Linked DNA regions of Mus musculus: region 1 is linked to region 2. The links are chromatin contacts, found by POLR2A ChIA-PET in ENCODE. All regions are on one chromosome and are shown on one strand. The core of a region is the stretch at or near the end of the contact, and the rest is flanking DNA. Distances in the headings are between cores, read along the strand shown. Region 1 overlaps Tmcc2 (transmembrane and coiled-coil domains 2). Region 2 overlaps Gm29630 (a long non-coding RNA gene).

Region 1 (7,338 bases), core at 2,270-4,769, 87 kb after region 2:
TTCTTCCACACAGCACCTTATCCTATCTTGTCTGAGCCTCCAGGGCCTGATAACTCATTAGCTGTATCTGTGTCTCCCTCTCAAGTTCTCCAATTAAGATGAGAACTTAGAATCCCAGAGAAGTGATGTAATGATGTGTGTGTGGACACTGGGATATGTGCTTGTATAAGAGCAGTTTTGTATACATGCAGGTGATGGTGTGTGTGTGTCTGTGCAAAGGCTAGAAGGAGCATCAGATCCCCTGAAACTAGAATTACAGATAGCTGTGAGCTGCCACATGGGTCCTGGGAATCGATGGGTTCTCTGAAGAGTAACCAGCCTTCATAACCACTGTACTGACTCTGCAGCCCCTCAGCCTGCTTTCTTATATAACCCAGAACCATCAGCCCAGGCATAACTCTGCCCAGGAGCAACGCTACTGTCCATATCAATCACTAGTCAAGACGATGCCCACAGACGTGCTCACAGGCCAATCTGATGGAGGCAATTGCCTCCTCAATGAAAGTCTCCTCTTGTTTGATAACTCCAGCTTGTGTCAAGTTGACAAAACTAACCAGTACATGGTACATGCTTGGATGTTTGTGCTGGCGTTCTTGTGTGTGTGAAAGTGCCTATTTGCCTATGTATGTGTAACTACATGCATATGTGTACCTGTGCATACATGGCACATAGTTGTGTTCATATGTGTTTATACATTTGTGTATGTACGTATTATGTAAGTGCATGTTTCTGTGTCTGCACATGTGTGTGGACACATGTGAATGTATGTGTGTGCTTGCATGCACCATTGTGTGCCTGTATGCGTGTGTGCACATGTGTGCATGTGTTTGCATTTTCATAGATGTACATGTGTATCTATGCATATGCTTGTATGTATGTCTTCTTATGTCTATATGTGCACGTGTACACATTCTTTTGTGTGTGGTTGTGTCTCTGTGTTCATGCATACCCAGGTACGCAAAACCAGATTTCCGAGATTGAAATGAACCTAAGGCTAGGTTTAAGGTCATTTGCCTTATTGGGGGAAACCCTAAGAGCCACAGTGGGAAAAGTGGAAAAAAATCAGGACCACCCGTTAGCACCTTTCTCTTCAGCTGTGTCTCTCAGGACTGAGAAGGTGAGGGGGAAGATAGGTCAAAGTCGGCTGGTTGCAGCAGGTCTGTGATGGGAACTTCTTTCTGGAATGAATTCAATTAGTTATCCATCTCAAAGGAAGTTAAACTTTCTCTTCCTGCCTCCATCTTCTGAGTGTATGATAAATAGTCAGAGGACCACCTCCAAGTATAGCTCAAGACCTTTCCTGACACAGCTAGTGGCTTCTCAGCTGGGGGATTGATGTGAGGAAGTGGCCTTTCTGTAGCCAAGACAGGGTCTGGCCACCGCATTTACTGGCCTTTGGCTTCTATCCAGTGAGTTGAAATTCCCATAAGGGTAAGGAAAGAGGCAACCACGAAGCTTCAGATGAGATGCTTAACGGGGTACAGAGCCAGGATCCCCAAAGGCAGACTGGGGAAGAGCCTTGGGGTACTTTTGGAACAAGAGTCAACTTGATAAGTCCTTCCTGTAGGCAGGGATGTGGCAGAAGTGACCTTTTCAGCAGTGATGGGCCCAGGCCACTTCATCCAGACGGTCACTCGGCGAACTATGTCAGGGCTGGGTTGTCAGCGTGGGAGTGCTCTCCTGGAGGCTCTGTGTATAAGAGGGAGTGCTGCTGTCCCCACCCAGACTGCCCTTCTGGCTGCTTGGGTGACTCAGGACTTACCAACACGTCTGGATATGCTGTGCAAGCCCCACCTCCTCTCCTCCCTTGACACCATCCCAGCAGGTCTTGGGGCCCATGGCCTCTTCCCATGTTCATCTGAGAGTTGTCAATAAGCTTTCAAGCCACTTCACTCTGGCTGCTTCCTTGTCTAGCCCTGGTGGCAAATCAGAGTCCCTGTTGGAGTCCTAGATGGGTAGGAAATCTCCTGGAAATAGCTCCCGAGGGGGTCATTTTGGGGCACTGTGGGACCACACCCACTCCTGACACCTCTGTGCCTTGCCAAATCCTACTCGATGGGCAATGTAGACATCATTTCCTCTCAAGTGTAGGGGCTGACAGTCTTGACTCAAATCCACACACCTTGACTTTGGAACTCACTCTCTTTCCTAGACACCACACCTGCTAGAGGAGGGAGGGCCCCGCACAGATACATTTGCAGGGCTTTGATGTCGGCTCAGGACAGGTGGGTCTCATCTTCTAGGAAGCCAAGCTTCTGCTGATTAGACTGAGGGGAGAGACTTAGACAAATCAGCAGGCTCTTAGTCTGGAGGAAAAGGCTCCTGGGTCTTCAGGTCAGAGGTGTTGCCAGTGTCACCCTGTGTGTCTTTACAGAGTCCACCTCAGTTCCTCCAAGGAGTTCTGGACCTGCCACCCGGCGTTAGTGTTGAGGTGGAGTGGTCATTCTTTGGGTTATTTCTCTACGTTCCAGGGAGTGTGCCATCAAGTTTAGGCATGCGATGTCTCACATGTCTCCTGTTACCACACCTGTGTACCAGAGACACCATTCTTACTGGCCGATGTGAGACAACAGCTGGGTGCGACAGGTCTAAGGCTAGTGGCAGTGTTGACTTTGAGCCCAGATCCGGGATTGACTGCAGGGCCTGCCTCTGCAGGAGAGGTTAGCCTGCCTGAAAGATCTGGTTATAGCTCCCCTTCCTCTTCCCGTGGTCCCAGTGTCTCCTCCCTGCCCTCACTCGGCAGCACAGACAAATCAGCTGTACCCCACACTAGGCCTGGGCTGCCTTTTGGGTTTGCAGAGCTTGCACTTGCTGCAGCTTTGTGACCCAAGAGGTTATCGAGTGGGCTGGCTCTGCAGCTACCTGCCCAGGAGAGAGAAGGCACCAAGTCTTTTTATCTGCCCCCACCCAAAGAGACCCAGGTAGTGGGTGTCTACCAGTCTGACTAAGCTCTCTAGTACCCTGGGGGTGAGACCTGCACTTGTGGGATAGATGCTCTGGGAAGGGCCTGCCTCTAGGTCTTGTAGTCTGAAGGAGGCAGACTACGAGTGGTAACCCTGACTCAATGTCTCACTCTCTGGACCTCAGGGAAGAGAAAGAAGTGGGGGATAACTCACCCTTCTTAAAAAAAAAAGAGGGAACACAAACAGACACAAACAGGGGAGCCTCCCTGAGCCCCAGGATGGCAGGGTTCTGTTAGGTGTCCCATTGTCTCCTGGCTGAGGGAAGTAAGCCAGTGCTTTCTTTGACAAAGATGCAGCTTGGGGGCCTGCACCTCCCTTAGGCTGTTTGCTTTGCAGCCTCAGAACTGACCAAGAATGACCTCTGCTTCCTCCCTGCTCCCTTTCGGTGTGGGCCGCAGCTGGCAGTGGCATTCAGAGCCAATTCTGGGAAGGCATCTGACCTTGGAAGGAATGTAGGAAATGTCTAGCCAGGAGCAGCCACCCCCTACCTGTGGCCCAAGAATGTGGGCTCTGGGCCACCTGTGGCCCCCAAGAGAGGTGCACATAGACACGTGGTTGGAAAAGAAAGGGGGTACAAGATCCAAGACTGGAATAGCTGGAAGGCTGTCTGGCAACACTCCTACGTAACAGAGGGCAAACTCTTGTGGTGGCAGCACTGTGCCCTCTCCGGTCTCTGGGTCCCCTGGAGCCTGAGGCCACAGACGCAGCTGCAATGTTTGCTTGTCAGACTCACAGGGCCCTGGGATACCAGCACAGAATTGACATGCACAGTGGCCACCTCCAGCCTGCTTTCCCGATGGGGAAACTGAGGCCCAGAGAAAGGCTGGGAGTTAATTACAGGGCACTAGTTATGTGCTGAGACCAAAGGTTGTTTTTTTTTTTTTTTTTTTTTTTTTTGGTTTATTTTTGTTCTGCTTTATCATAGCTCCTCTTGCTGCCTTCTCCTGCAAAGGGCCTACTGCAAATATCCACAAAGGTCCTGCTGGGAAGTGCTTTGGGGCTGTTAGGGGTAGGTGCTACAACCACAGGGCAGGCACTAAGTGCTAGGCCTCCACACCATACTTGGAAAGCTGGTACTCCCTGCCTCAGCTGAACAAGTGTAACAAAGCCAAGCTAAAGCCAGTAGCCTTGTGAGGACTTCGTCTTGAGAGAGGTTTTGGAGCACGGACTCTGCTGACCCCTTGTGGCTACAACTGGTCACAGCATCTATGGGCGCTTCTCCATTTCCCTTCTGGGAAGTGCTCCAACAAAGCTGGGGCTGGATGGATTGATAGGCATATCATTTAAGTTGCTCAGAGCAAGGCAGGTGAGTGTGTGTGTGTGTGTGTGTGTGTGTGTGTGTGTGTGTGTGTGTGTGTTCCTCATTCAGTATGGAAGACAACATCTGGCCAGCAGATGATACCCAGAATGCTTCAGTGTGGGGAGAAATCCTGTGATTTTTCAGAGACAGTGTAATCAGCAGACCTCAGACAGGATGGTTTGAAAACATAAAGGATATTTATTTCTTAGGAAGGTCCACCACAGCTGGCAGGCACTGCTTCTCCTGCTTCATGGATTCCTCTCTCCTGTTCTAAGAAATCCCCACTGTGCTTGGAAAGGCCCTCGGGGAGGCTGGGCTGTGCAGAATCGAACACAACACTCCAGAGCCTTAAGGAAATGACAAATATCCTCTTCCTCACAAACACACATATAAAATAAATAGATATATATATATAAAAGAGGCCATGCCCCTCCTGCCCATTTGCTGGGACAGCTTGGGAGAGCGGGCTGCATGGCCACACGCCCCTTCTTCCAGCCAGGACACCAGAGGATACATGGTCTGGAGTATGATGAACCAAGAATAAGTCCTGGCTTCAAAAGGAGGATGGGCAGGGTCCTCTCTCTGGAGCCCAGCTGGGCAGAAGTGAGGGAAGGGTGGGTACAAATAAATAAATAAGTAAATAAATAAATAGAACTCAACGTGATCCCAGAGGTCTAAGGGTTTGGGCTGGAGGCTCAGGGCCCTTGGGGCCTGTTTTTTTTTCAGAAAAACAGCACACCCGGTGACAGGCAGAAAGATGAGCAGAAAAAATACAAACCCAAAGTTACACCCCACAGCCTCCAGAAACCAGTCTCAAACCAGCTCAAGTGGAAGGAGAAGCAGGAGGAGGGGAGGCTGAGCTCCCAGTGGCTGTGCCAAGCCTGCCCTCTGGCCCCAAGGCTGGGGACCCTCCCCTTTCTGCACTCTCTAGGCTCAGCAGGGCCTCCCACTGGCTTTTATCCAGACCATCTCCATGGGAGGAAACTGTGGCTGCCTCCAGGATGGGCTCTTCCCTAGGGAAACTGAGACTGGCCTTCTATCTTAGTGGCTTACATGACTAGAGCATCCTCTTGTCAACCCAGAAAAGTCCCATGTGGCTGCAAAATAATTCAAATAATGCAGCCCTGGTGTCTCCCCACTGCTCCATTTGGCTGAGAGTGTCCCTGCTCCCTCCAGCCCAGAGCACCCTCTCTGAAACCTTCAGGCCGAAAGGGAGATGGTGTCAGACAGAAGCAGTGAAAAGAAGGGACAGTTAGGGGCCAAACAGGTCACATGACAGACCCCGAGGGACGCAGGAGCCCCGGGCCCTCCTGGAGATGCCTGTGGCTAGTGGGATCCGGAGAGCACAGGGTGGGGCGGCAGCCGCTCAGCTGGGCAGCAGCACATGCTCCAGGAGGTAGGTGAGGGAGGCCCAGTGCTTCCACAGTAGGAAGAGGACGAGGAGCAGGAGGGCGGTGCTGGTGATCCGGAGGCGCGTCTTCATGAGGGGGGTGATGAAGTTGGCAATGGTGGACACAAACACCAGCAGCACGGCCATGAGTGCCAGGATCACGTTGATGAACTTGCCCAGCAGGGCGCGCGCGTTGGCGTTCTCCACACCTTCTAACTGCACCACTTGCTGCTGCTGCTGCTGCAGTTCCAGCTTGGTGACTCGGGTCAGGCAGGACTCCACGGCCTCCTGTGGGGACAGAGGGTGGATGTGGAAGCCCAGGGTGGCTGAGACTAGACTGAGCCCAGTCCACCTGTGCTGATTCCAGTAGGGCTTCAGTGTGGCCTCAGGGGTAAGCTTGGAAGCTTGCTTTCTGCATGGCAATGTTAGGGTAGTGAACTTTTTTTTTTTTTTTTGGTTTTTTGAGACAGGGTTTCTCTGTATAGCCTTGGCTGTCCTGGAGCTCACTTTATAGATCAGGCTGGCCTCGATCTCAGAAATCTGCCTGCCTCTGCCTCCCAAGTGCTGGGATTAAAGGCGTACGCCACCATGCCCGGCTGGTAGTGAACTTTTAAAGTGTGTGTGTGTGTGTGTGTGTGTGTGTGTGTGTGTCTACTGTAAAGAAATAAGTCACTGGTGGGATTGCTGGACTCTGAGCTATATCTGAGTTACAAGATTTTGGGGGTCAGGAATAGTCTGACCCCCAAATCTCTCTGCCTCACCATGTGACACAGTCCCTGCCCTGGGGAGGCTATAGCTGTGAGGTCCTTACCAGCTGTAAGGAGAGGATGACTCCACACTCCAGTGAGAGCTGGGCAGACCTTTTCTCTTTACAAATTATCCAACCTCATGCATCTTGCTACTGTACCAAGAAGGTGGTAGCACATGGCCCCTCTTCACAGCCAAGGGCACAGCTAGGACTGGGAACAGAACTCTAATGAAGACTGTTTGAGGAGGATCTAAGGAAATGGAAGTCTTGCTTACTGATCCCAGCTCCATATTGAGGCAAGGAAATGCCTGGAAATAACAATTATTCATTTGTAAACCTGTCACCAAAAAGATGTGGCAAATGAAGGTGGCCTTTACCCACTGGTTTGCCTTTATATAGTGCACACACTTGGGCGAAGACTTACGTTGCTCTTATCTCTACCCCACGAACACTCCCCTCTTTGGCTTCCTGTACCAATTGGCCCCATGGATATGTTTCTGCTCGTCGTGTTCCATGTGATGTGTCCACCTCCACACTGTCACCTGTACCCTGTGCCTACAGATAGGGCAGTTGCTGTTGGCTCTGTCAGCATATTGGGACCTCCCCAGAGTGGTCCTGGCCATACCTGGATATCCCGGGCCCTCTCGTAGGACTGGTAGGCCACCTTCTCCTCCATGCTGGCCAGCTCCTGCTTTAGGTTGGTCATTTCATTCTGGTGAAGCTCAGTCAGGTCGTTCAGCTGTTCCTCCAGCCTCTCATACCTAGGGGAGAGGGGCAGGCAACACCACTTCTTTGGCTACTCAGCTCTTCTCTCCCCAGGACCAAGGCGCCAGTCAGTAGCGACATGCAGCCCACCCATGTGTCCAGTCCCGCTCTCATCTTAACCCCCGTGATAGCGCAGCATTTCTCTGTGACAGCCTTGTGCTAAGCATTGCCT
Region 2 (7,315 bases), core at 4,177-6,676:
TGTGCGTGTGCACAACTGGTACTTAAAGGTCAGAAGCCTGAAATCAGTTGAAGGGAAGTACACCCAACTTAGTTTCATGACCTGTCACTGTGTCAATGGGCTGTGTCAATGACCAGCAGCAGCTCAGCTCAGCTTAGCTCAGCTCAACCTGCTCACTGTTGTTTTGAGATAATATCACACACTGATGGCCAGCTATCCTGAGGGTTCAAAAAAAAAAAAATCAGGTTCAGTCATTTGCCTAAATGCAAAATAATTAGTACACATAGTGTTGTGCCAGGAAAATATTAGTAAGCCAATCTGATGCAACTCACAGCAGGGTCTTTATTCTATTCGAGCTAGCTTGCTCCCCCAACCTCCAATGCACCACCATCACACAGGATGGTTTTGGTGGTGGGAGAGCCCCGAATGTCTATCAGGGCAAGGCTTTATAGTGAGCAGCAAGCAGGGAATACTTGTGCAAACATCTAATTGGAAAGCTCCTGTGGCCTTTAACATAATTGGCTGGTGCTGGGAGTCCTAACATAAACTTAACTTCTGCTCCCCTCTTCATTGGTGGTCATTAGGCAAGGGGTGGGCTTGTAACCTGGGGTGCAGGTTTGTTGGGGGGATAACCAAGAGACACTGGTCTTGTTGGGGATTAGCCTAGAGACTGGAGCTAGGCTCAGGTTTTGTTGGGGGGGGGGGGCGGCAACTTGGAAACTAGTGCTGGATACCAGCCTGTTAGTCTACCTGAGTTCAAACTTAGGTCAGGTTCTCTAAAATGGAGTCTGAATTTAAAAGCTTTGGCATCTCAATAGCAAGTTGCAAGGCAGTCATGGCTCCAGAGTGAGACCCTTATTTGAATAATAATAATAAAAAGCCAAATGAGAAGAATTGGTGAAGGGATTCGAATCACATGAGACAGACCCAGGACAAAAGGCCTCAGTCAGAGTGGGGTCTAGCTGATTATTATCAGAGTTAGTCAAGTGGGCCTTGGTGAAAGAAGGCAGTGGTAGATTCCATTCCAGTCACAGATGTTTCTCAGCCCTGTTGTTCCTGGAGGTGACTGCAGAACAGAAATACCCAGAGCGAAGAAGACAGCTGCAAAATGGCGACAGGGATACCGTTCCTTTCCAATAATAGGTCAACAGCAGGCCCAAGGGAGGAGTTGGCAAAGAACGGCCTGCAAATCCCTGCTTCTGAGCCAGATTGGTCAGAGCACAGGATGTATGGTATCTCCAGACCTCAGGAGAGGTCATATTTGGACGGAGCCCTCACCTGAGGGGTCTTTCCCTCTCTTCAGGAGGCAGTGTCAGAACTGAACTAGGGGACAATCAGCTGGTGTCTGCTGGGGAGTGTGGCATCAGAATTGCTCAGTATGTGAGGAGGAAACTCATTTATCAGGTGTCAGAAGAGGCACGGTTTGTGACAGTAGAAAAAGACACCTTGGGTTTTCCCATCTTCAATAGACGCTGAGAGGACTCGGGCTAGAGGGAGGTGGGGGATAAGTTTCTCAGGAGCGGAGTATGGTGAGACTGCTTCCCAAGGAGAGAACCTGTCTGTGCAGGACACCCAGAGATACAAATTCAACAACTAATTTGCAATCCTGTGCTCTTGTGATAAAGTGGCAAACAATACCAACAGCAGACACAGCTCCTGCTCTTTTTTTCCCCCCTTGGTTTTTGTTTTTTTTGAGACAGGGTTTCTCTGTATAGCTCTGGCTGTCCTGGAACTCACTTTGTAGACCAGGCTGGCCTCAAACTCAGAAATCCGCCTGCCTTTGCCTCCCAAGTGCTGGGATTAAAGGCATGCGCCACCACCCCCGGCTCACAGCTCCTGCTCTTAAGGAACACAGCCCGGTGCTGGGATGGAGAGGTCAAGAGTCAGTTACAGATGCTGAGTCATGTCCTTTGAAGATGGCACAGGCTGTCTGGAGATAGTTACCACAGACACTGGGTGTGGGAACTTCTTGAAAATGACGTCATGGTTAAGGCAAAGGATGAGTAAGAGTCGGTTCAAAGAATGGGGAGACCATGGGTGAGGTTATAAGAGAACTCAGCCTGGTGCAGCATTGCTATAGCCCTACCAGTGACACAATGGCGACTGAAGGATCAGAGGGTAGAGTGACAGAGTCCTAAGCAATATGGCTATCAGGAAAGATTCTGCTCTAGGAGTCTTAAAGGTCATTGTGGTCTACATCAGGGTAAATTGGAACTTGCCAAGGCATTAAAAAAAAACTTTCTAGAATCAACTGTACCAGGTAACACTCAGCAAGGCTCTGAGAACCCAAGAGCAGAGGCAGGAGGATTGCAGTGAACCCAAGGACATCCGGGGTTATGGTGCCTGTCTCTCTCGGGTTGTCTTCCTGTTAGTTTCTACTGCCACCCATGTAGCTTGAGAAAGGAGGCTTCTAAAAAGGGGCAATCCCAGGAGCTGTAGCTGAAAGTCTGAGGGATTTGGGGAGCACGAGTCAGTTCTTAGAGTGTGGGGCTCTGACAGTTGCCAGGATCCAGGAGCTGCCCATTCAGCGTGTGTGAGAGGCAGCACTGTATGCAGAGAGGCCTCAAGGGATCCTACCCAGTGGCTGTGACGACTGCTGAACAGGCGGTAGTCAGATCCGGGGGATCCCAGAGCCAGCAGCAGCATTGTGGCAACTGAGTAGTATGTACAGGGAGGTGGACAGTGCATCCCTGTAACTCCTCAGCAGAGGGAACGCTAAGAATGGCTCTGTCTTGGATATTTACAAGGTGCCCATGTCTTTTACAGCCCTCCTTTTCAGGCTCTGTGTGATGGTTTGCATATGCTTGGCCCAGGGAGCAGCACTATTAGGAGGTGTGGCCTTGTGGAGTAGGTGTGGCCTTGTTGGAGTAGGTGTTGAAAGGAAATAAAACTCGAGACCTGTGATTTATGTAATGTATGTCAAATAGCCCAAAGAGTTGTTTGTGAGCTTTGAAACCTGGGGCTGAGAACATAGCAGAACAGACCAGGACATGCCCGGGCAAGCCCATCACCTCCCTATCTCCCACCCCTCTGACCTAAGTTAAATGTTACAGGCTCCTGATGTTTAAATGGACCAATCATGTGAAACCGCGCCAATTCCTCCCCCAGCCCCACTCCTTTTCTATAAAAACCCCTAGCTTCCAAGCCTCGTGGTCGAATCCACTGTCTCCCGTGTTAGATACATTTCCACCCGGAGCTCCGCCATTAAAATACCTCGTGTTGTTACATCAAGGTGTTGTGTTCTATTCGTGATTCTTGGGTGCAAGCCGAATCGGGAGCTGAGTGGGGGTTTCACCACTAGGTTCTTTCAGTGTGACCTTGTTAGAGTAGGTGTGTCACATTGGACATGGGCTTTAAGACCCTTGTCCTAGCTGCTTGGAAGCAAGTCTTCTCCTAGCTGCCTTTAGAACAAGAGGTGGAACTCTCAGCTTGTCCAGCCCCGTGTCTGCCTGGACACTGCCATGTTCTCACCTATCAGTCCATGATAATGGACTGAACTTCCGAACCTGTAAGCCAGCCCCAATTAAATATTTCCTTTATAAGAGTTGCCTTGGTCATGTTGTCTGTTCACAACAGTAAAACCCTAACTAAGACACTCTTTTTTTCCCTATTGATTGGACAAAATATGCAGGTATAGAGCATACTGATACCCTAGAATCTAGTTCTTCATCCCAGATGCCACCAGGCTAATGCAGAGAAGACCACTTTCTCCACTGCTGTCCTGTCTCCATGCTATAACAATACAAGCTACACTTGTGGAAGTTGTTCACTTGTTTGATCTTTTGAAAGGAAGAGAAAGTTCAAATAGGGAGGTGGGGTGGGGGAGAACCATACACTAGATGCTGAATAGGTCATGCCTAGAATTCTAGGCAGAGGAAAAGTCTAACCTCGGTCAAAAGGGTCCCCTCCCAGATGCATAGCTGCCACCAGCCTCACTTTCCTGTCATGGGGGATCTTCTGGAGGACACTACTTTCAGAGTGACTCTTTAAAGTCACGCCCTTCTGAGGACAGTGTCTCAGACTCCTGGTGCAGCCCTATAAGAAAGAGGCATTTGCCTCATCTCAAACAACACAGCACACAGAGCTTCCTCCTGCTTCTCAGCTGGGCAGTGTGTGTTTCTAACTATGTTCCCCACCCCGCTGCATGCCTGGAGTCCAGTTGCACAACAAACAGGACTTAAGTGCCTCTTGATTCCAGAGAGTCACCAACCCTGCCTTCTCACCTTTCAGCTACGCAATGACCCTGAAGAAGCCTCGGCATTGAGATCTTGAACTTTGGCCAAATAAAATACCAAGGCAAGGCTTCTCCCTGGCTGTTCCGTATGGAGAAGTCTGTTTTCTTAAAAACAAAACAAAGTGAAAAACAAACAAACAAACGGAATGTGCTTTCATTTTAATCCCAGGTGCAGGGACTGCTCAGAGCAGCTGACTAAGGCTTGCCTTGTGATTTTTGCCAGCTGTAGATAGTTTCTGCAATTGTGTGATGTTTGGAATTCTGGGAACTTTTCAGAGGGTATGTAAGTGCTAGTCCTCCCCCCACCCCCACCTGCACCCTCATCCCCCACCCTCTGCCCTCCCGAGGTGGAGTTGGTGATTGGTGATTGGTGGTTTTTTGTCAGTGGTTGCTGGTTGGTCATGGTTTGTTAAGTAGTCATGCAGAAAGAAGAAACAACAAGAAATTAGATATCCCGATAGCAGGAAGTAGTCTTATGATAACATTGCCCCCTTTCTCCTCTGTCCTTGTTTCTCTCCTATCTAGTGTCAAGGGACTGAAAGGTGGAAAGTGGCGGAGAAGGGTGGAAGAAACAAGCACCTACAAAGTAGCAAAAGGCAGCTACAATGTTCTCAGTAATAGGGAAAAATCAGCACTCCGGTTTCTTCTCTCCTTACTCAGCAAACTCCTAAGTATGAAGGGCTTTTATTTTTATTTTTCCAGTTTTGACTGCCCCACTGTGTCCTTGCAAACCTGGCTCCTTGGGTGGAAAACTCTCTCAATAGTTACTCATCTCTTTTCAAGCCTGGCTCTGCATTCACTCTGGAAAGCACCTGCTTACTTCTGAGCACGTCCCAACGCAAACAGACATTTGAAGCCTCAAGACTATGACCCAGATCTTGCCTCTTATTTGTTCCTTTGAAGAGAAGTCCCTAAAATGAACAAAAGGCTTGCAAGACATTCTGGTGGCCTCCATCCTGCAGCCTTAGCTTGGGACAGGCTGTCATCCCCAGGGCCTTGGTTGTGTTCATGTCTGTAAAGGTCACTGCTTCTGCCTATCTCAGGGCCACAACTGCCACTCAGTGATTTCCAGGATTGGTAACAGGTGCAGGGTATACTGGCTGAAGTAGCAGAATCCAGTTCATTGCACGTCACACGGGAACCCTGGGCTGTGTTCTCTATATAGAGCAGGAGGCCTGTTCTACAGTGGGCTGTACTGTTTACATCTTTATTCAGCCAGTGTGCATGCAGGATGCCAGATGGAAGAAATTCTTAAAGGCTCTATTTTTGTTGTTTTCTTTTGACATTCACAGAAATGCTGTGCTACCAACTTTTTAAAATAATTGGTTAAGGACCGCGTTATTTTTGTTGCCAGTCATAAATAGAGAGGTGCCAGACCACATTGTCCAGATCTATAGAGGTTGCTGGTGAGCCTCGAAATTAAGAAGGGTTATTTGTGTTTGCAGTGCTGTTTTATTTTAATCTTCCTCTTCTTCCAACCCTGCCACCCCCACAGCCCCCTGAGGGGAATTCTTGTGGAGCGGCTGGGGATGAGGTTCGGTGGCAGCAGAGTGTTGCCGAGCATGTGCGAGGCCCCAGCTTCCATCCCTGCAACTATAAGAAAAGAAAATACAACTAAAAAAGGAAAGCCTTGTTGATTCGAGGAACTGAGGTAAAATTAAACTTTATCCTTTTCTGAAGCCAGAACTTTCCCCAAGACTAAAATAGGCAAGTGCTGGGGTGGGGTAAAGTGCTTCCTGTGCAAGCCTAGGGGGCCTGAATTCCAACTCCCAGCATCCACACAGAAAGCTGGGTGGGGCCGGGCACACCTGTAACTCCAGGACTGGGGAAATGAGGACACAGGAGGATCCCAATGGCTCACTGCTCAGCTAATTGGGCCAAACAACTCCAGGTTTAGTGAGAGAGCCTGCCTCAAAAACATAAAATTGAGACATGATACAGAAATATATCCAAGGCCAACCTCTGGCATCTTCTTGCATGTTTGCACACATACACAAGAATATACACACACAGGTACACACTCAGGAGTGTATACCCCACACACTCTGTATACCACACACATGTGCACTTACACAGAAGTGTGTATTCCACACACACCAAGAAAGCCCCTAGCTGATTAGCTGGGAGGATCCCCACAGATACCCAGATGAAAGGAAACCCATCAGTTTGTGTGAAGCAACACTGCCCAAGTAAGAGAAGCACCTGTGAGGAGGGTCATGTGGGGCTTCCTTGCTGCTGGGTACAGCGCAGGGTTATTTCCTTCTTGGTCCTCTGGGTATGAGTAGGAAGTGGAGAGGCTGGGGCAGGGCTGCTCCCCCTCAGAGAAAGACACAAAGACAGCTCCCAAGATTGCTCCTGTGCACCGGTCACCTACGTGCAGCCCAGGCTAATGCATTAATGTCTGGAGAGCCACGGGGACGTATTTTAGGCACTCTGCAGGCATAGATTGAGGACGTTGCTCTCCATTGCCTGGCAACAGGGTTAGTGTGACAGCTTCAGTTCCTAGAGAGCGGCTCTTAAAATTCTCTACGGAGTTAAGGGTTACCTAGTGCTGCGGGAAGGGGTCAGGACAAATGTGGTTTTGGAACGGCTTATTCATAACCAACCGTTACTGTTCCGACTAAAGAGTAGCTCTTTTTCCTTTCACAAGAGGGATGTTGGGCAGCCCCTTCAAATGAGGACACAGAGAGAAGAACATGGGGTACATTTGTGAGCTAGGGTGGTCGTGTTGCTGGGAGGAGCACACTGCTTCTACCCTCAGTGCTGAAACGCAAAGAACTAAGGGTAGGAGTAGGGCACGGCGGGCAGCCTGCTCTGGACAGGGAATCAATGCATCCAGATTAAAACCTTTACTGCACCCGATCCTTGTGGGGATGAAGGGTTGGTTTCTTCAAGTGTAGGACAAGCACCATGTTCTCTGAGGTGACACTGAGCTCGTGATGAACTGAGGAGATGTCATGATGATCGAAATGTGCCAGTCACAAAAGGATCTACACTGCATGAGTCCATCAGCATGAGACCTAACCTGAGTCAAATTCACAGAAAAGGTGTGTGTGTGTGTGTGTGTGTGTGTGTGTGTGTGATGTCCTGGGTAAGGGAATT

The links. ChIA-PET counts read pairs that join two places held with the same protein, here RNA polymerase II (POLR2A).
Region 1: POLR2A ChIA-PET joins it to region 2 with 27 read pairs in Patski. The contact joins two enhancer-like sites. POLR2A ChIA-PET finds 5 or more read pairs at or near these places in 2 of 5 experiments (Patski and embryonic stem cell).

The regions. Positions count from the first base shown.
Region 1 is chr1:132,351,877-132,359,214 of GRCm38, forward strand. Tmcc2 (transmembrane and coiled-coil domains 2) reads right to left here. Exons shown (of 5, transcript NM_178874.3): 4 at 7,027-7,162; 5 at 4,439-5,941. The coding sequence ends at 5,630. Among named protein-coding and RNA genes, the nearest start is that of F730311O21Rik, 14 kb to the left of the region's middle. Within about 2 kb of position 3,520, at least 2 of the 3 ENCODE cell types and tissues checked have a DNase peak (open chromatin) inside an H3K27ac peak, as active enhancers do.
Region 2 is chr1:132,262,861-132,270,175 of GRCm38, forward strand. Gm29630 (a long non-coding RNA gene) reads right to left here. Exons shown (of 4, transcript XR_387388.2): 4 at 5,741-5,806. Among named protein-coding and RNA genes, the nearest start is that of Gm29630, 12 kb to the right of the region's middle. Within about 2 kb of position 5,427, at least 1 of the 3 ENCODE cell types and tissues checked has a DNase peak (open chromatin) inside an H3K27ac peak, as active enhancers do.